2 separate regions of the Homo sapiens genome follow, and region 2 is linked to region 1. Evidence: read pairs that join two places in POLR2A ChIA-PET (ENCODE). Cell type or tissue: PC-3. All regions are shown on one strand.

Evidence for each region. Peaks named below come from ENCODE experiments on the same cell type or tissue, not always from the same donor. Only the 100,000 strongest peaks of a DNase experiment are listed, where the experiment ranks them.
Region 2: POLR2A ChIA-PET joins it to region 1 with 7 read pairs; 2 of 35 experiments call an interaction of 5 or more read pairs at or near these places.

Annotation. Positions count from the first base shown.
Region 1 is chr9:121,240,002-121,242,501 of GRCh38, reverse strand. It overlaps a transcript of GSN not described here and the pseudogene LOC645482. Among named protein-coding and RNA genes, the nearest start is that of GSN, 27 kb to the left of the region's middle. In PC-3, no CTCF peak of the experiment used is centred here; no DNase peak of the experiment used is centred here.
Region 2 is chr9:121,691,641-121,694,140 of GRCh38, reverse strand. All of the region lies in intron 2 of DAB2IP (DAB2 interacting protein), which reads right to left. Among named protein-coding and RNA genes, the nearest start is that of DAB2IP, 41 kb to the right of the region's middle. In PC-3, no CTCF peak of the experiment used is centred here; a DNase peak (open chromatin) is centred at 1,350.

The sequences.
Region 1 (2,500 bases):
TTTCCCCTGTCTAGCCCCATTTGGTTCGTTACTCCTCTATCCCCCTTTTTCCAGAGGACAGCAGGCCCAGCCGAACTCTGTGAGTCACCAAGGTTAAATGAGGCCTTATGATGAATACACAAGCCATCTTCCAGAAAAATCTCTCCCTTGCAAGTACTGATTCAAGCCGTATTAAGGGAATCTTTTCTGTTTCCTCCCTGTTTTAGCTTTTCTCTGACATGTTATCCTAGATTTTAAAGCTGCAAAGGCCCTTAGAGTAATAATAATGATGGTAATTATGATAGTTAATTATTTACAATGCTCATTTATTGAGCTTTTACTAGGTTCCAGGCACTTAGTATTTATTATCCCATTTAACTCTCAAGTCTTCCTGAAGATTGATGAGGTAGGTATCATCCCTTTGAGAAATACTAATAGATATAATAATAGAGATTATTATCATGCCTGTCTGATGGATTTTGGAACCCAAGAAAAGAAATAATAAGTTGTCCAAAGTAATTGCTGGCACTACATTTTGAACCAAGATCTGTAGAGACCCAAAGTTCATGCTGTCAAACACCCTGAAGTCCAAAACCTTTCACTCTACAGATGACAACACAGGGGTGTGGGGTTGGAGACAGAGGGGAGGCCATAAGCATTTTGCTCAGTTCCATAACCAGAGAGTGAGCCCTCACTTACTGAGCAGCAAACAGCTTGCATTAGCTTTTTTCTCTCCTTCACAGGAATCAAATATTTACAAATCATGATGTATCCGAGTTTAATAAGAGGTGTTTATCTTCTTGCAGAGCAATGGACTCCTTTTGCATTGTGATTTTTCCTATTTATCTGGCATCATGGAAGAATAAAAATAGCAACTATAGCATGAAACGTGCTTTACAGTTTATAAGACACTTCCAAATACTTTCTCTCACATGATCATTGCTACAGCTCTGTTAAGCAGAAAGATAGGATTATCCCTCTTCACAAGAGAAAAAACTAAGGCCCGAAGAGGTTACATTACCTGCCCCAAGGTCTCACAGATCATTAAATGACAGAACCAAAAATCAAAACCTGTGGGGAAGTTTTTTGGCTGAGGATATGACATCCACGGACAGGGACTCTTCCTATGAGTTTTAGACTCATATTTTCAAGTTAAAAGACCTAATTAGGATTTTGATTGGCTCAGATTTGATTTTGTTTGTTTGCTCACCTGAAATCTTTCAGTGAATTAATCCATTTACCTAGGGAGAAATTACATCTTTATTATCCCAAGTTTTTCTACCCTTTGTCTTTTACGCCTCCAAGGAGAATCTGATGTTTTCTCTTAATAGATGCCCTTTGCACTTCTTTCCGAGTTTATTCTTTTACAAGCTGCCTTTGTAGCTAAGTTGAATAACATCTTTGGTTCTTTTATGCTTTCTTTCTAATTGATCTGTATGGCATTATTTTTATTTCCAGTTAGTAACTTGATACTTGGTTGAAGTTTCCTGTTTCCAAGAGCTTTTCAGTTGATTCCCTTGTTTTCAAGATGGAATTATACCATCTGCAAATATTTAAAAAAGCCAAACAAAACCTGCTCTCCTGATTTCACCAAGAGTGCTCTTTTTAACACATGACACTGCATTTCCCCACAACTCTGCGTTTTCCAGATGACTAAAATGGCTCCTTTAAGTGCCATAACATTTAGAAACACAGCTGCAGAGCAGAAGTCTTTCTTAAACAAAGTACAATGTGTAGCAAACTCCTGCGGTTTCACCTGCACATCACATGCCTCCCCCATCTTTAGTGGCCGCCCCTCACTTTCTTTTGGAGAACTGCCCCTCCTCTACCCCATGAGGCCCTAGCAGGATTGTCCGTCACTTGATCCCACTCACAAGCCCCAAACAGGTCCTGGTTCCACCACAAGCTAACCCAACTGACTCTTCCAAGAATTTGTATCTTGAGAAAAAGGATACTTGGCCAGAAGGATATTGACGCAGAATCATCTGGAAAGCAGGCCCTAAAGAGATGTCCAGGAATTTTTGCCTCTCCCGAGGCCTGATTGTTGAAGTTCTCTTTTGGTTCCAGGAGCCACCCAATATACTTCCAGTACATTCTCTTTCTTTGCTTAGGTTTGCTTCTGTTACAGAGCATATAGATATCAGCACCCAAGAGCTGATTGCAGACAGCAGACTTTGTTATGAGTTGAATTGTTATGAGTTGAATCCCCAACCCCTACACAAAACAGTGTTGAAGTCCTGTCCTCTAGGATGTCTGAATGCAACCTTAATTGGAAATAGGGTCTTTACAGAAATAATCAAGTTAAAATGAGGTAATCAGGCTAGGCCCTAATAGTAATATAATGTGACTGATGTCACTTAAAAAGGGGAATTTGGACACAGAAACAGACAAATACAGAGGGAAGACAATGTGCAGACACACAGGGAAAATGCTATGTCAAGATGATGGCGCTGCAGGCGATGTGTGGGGTTATGAATGGGCCACACCCAAACTACCCAAGCCCGCTGGTGGTGGGAGCTCA
Region 2 (2,500 bases), 450 kb before region 1:
GCCTCAAGGACCAAAGCCAAGGCGGGAGGGAAGAAAGGGAGGCCCGCTCACTCCCTGAGTGCAGAGCTGTCCCACAGGGGCTCCCAGTGAAGACCTGGAGGCTTCCCACCCCCAGGGAGGGGAACCTTGCCCAGTGCTGTCCTTGTCTGTGCCACACTCCCAGCCGAGGAGGCAGCCCCTAGGGAACCAGGGATCTGCATTTCAGCACCGCCACCTGGACACCCGGGAGCCCCACGTCACCAATGGTCTCAAAGGCACTGCTTCTCAACTGAATACGAAGCACTGAGCAACATGCCTAGCACATAGTAGGTGCTCAATCAAGGGCGGGTTCCTTCCCCCAAGCCCAGCATCTATTTGTCCTTGCATTCTTCCTCCAGGCCTGTCTTCATCACCCTCTCCCCTTTCAACAGACTGACCTGGGCTGCTGCAGATGGGCATGTGGGCCTGGCAGAACTTTGTCACCCGTTAAGCTCTCAGCTGCCCACTGGGGAACCCCAAGACAGTACTCAGGATGGAGGCAGAACCCTGTGGGCCCTCCCTCCGCCAAGGCCCGGCTCCTCCCATGGCAGTTTCTAAGGCCCATCCCCAAAGAGAGAGCCTTGGAGAAGGGAGACTGTTTTGACAGGCATGTCTCTCAATATCTTTCTGGGGCTTTGCCCGAATGCCAAAAGCACATCTAAATAAACAGGAAAGGGAGGAGAAGATCCCATCCAGATCCTGCCACCTCTCTCGGCTCCAGGAGGGGAGAGATGCTGGGTGCATGAGCTGGCAGGCCGACCTGACACCGCGGCAGGCTGGTGGGGGCACTAGAAAAGGGCTGGGGGTGGTGGGGGTCCTGCTTCCAGAGTCACAGAGTGAGAGTCAGGAGGGCCCACAGAGGGCAGCCAGGCCAGTGACACTGAGGAGACATCTGAGGCCCAGAGGGCAGTGGGACCTGCCCAGCGTCACCAGGCGGAGCCATTAGAACCTGGGTCCCCTGCTCCTTGCCCAGTGCTCTTTGCATCTTCAGCATCCACGCTTCAAGAACCTCCCAGTCTGCCCACACTTCCTCTTTCTGGGCCACAGTCTTCCCATCTACAACACTAGGGGCTAGACTGGGTGATCACCAAGCTCCTTTCCAGCGCTGATATTTGATGATTCTATAAAGTCAGAGCAGCTGCCAGGGCCAGGGTGCCTGGGCCGCCCCAAGCTAGGCACTAATGGCATCAGGGAATTCTCTGGCTTTGCCCAAATCCTTCAGATGCGTCATTCCTCCTGCCCTCCCCTTCCCTGTTCCCCGGTCTCTACCCTCAGCAGGCTGCCGGGCTTCTCTGGCCTCCTCCCCTCAAGGGTATGCACCATCAAAGAGAGTCCCAGCTGGAGAATGACTCACTAATGGAATGTCAGACACTGTGACAGGCGAAAGAGGGGAGGCACCTTAAGCTGGGATTAAGTTGGTGACTTCCTGGTGGCCACCTACTCACAGGCCACCCTATGCCCACAGAATCCTCTACAATCTCATACCAGTGAGATCGCCACATATTCCGCCTGGAGAAGGTAGCCAGACTACTTAAGTCAAACAAAGAAAACCAATTCATAGGCCTTGAGAGCCTTCAGGGAAGCCCCAGGAAGAGGCTGGACCCTGACACTCTAGGGTCACTGTTGAGTTAAAATACTGCCTGGAAAGACACACTTAAACATGTTCTCATAGAGAAATATACAGGGCCAGAAACATACACAAGTTCAAGGACAGGCATGCATACAAATGCACACAGGAAAGGCATCCCACAAAGAAATGTATGTGTAAGCATACAAGTACCCCAGTGCCACCACACATACAGACACACACAAACACATACACATTGATCAGCACACACACGAATACACACATACACAGCCATGAAACATACAAGCTAACATACAAATACACTGAAATAAGCCAATAAATATACACATGTACTCAGCTATCATCAGGCACCAGCAGAATTGTGCAGACACACAAGCTAAACACGCTGGCCCTCACGTGCTCACATTCACAACCAGGACAGGAAGGGCAAGTGGCCCAGGAAGCTCCAGAGTTAGGAGCCCAGATCTCAGGACCAAGGCAAGAAAACAGCTCTTAACGGCTTCCAAGATAACTCCCCCTGCTTTTCTCGCAGGGCTTCACTTTGGACAATTTGTTTGCTTCTCTCACACTCAAAGCTCGTTTTTACAGCTTACAGCTCCCAGAACCTGTGACTTTTGGAGTTCTGTTCCCTGGCAAGAGCTGAAGCTTCCTGCCCTAAACATTTCTCCTGCCCATCAGTACAGCTGAAATTCCACTGTTTGACACACCTCTTTAGGTCCTAAGGGTAATTCAATCTCTAGGAATCCCCAGGTAAAATGTAAATAATTTTCATCCTTCCTCCGGAAGAAGGTGGGAGCAGGGGATTCCACCACTTAATGGCTCTGGGGCCTTGGGCTCATGACTTAACCTTCTATGCCTGTGTCCTCTTCTGTAAAATGGGGACGAGGTAGTTGT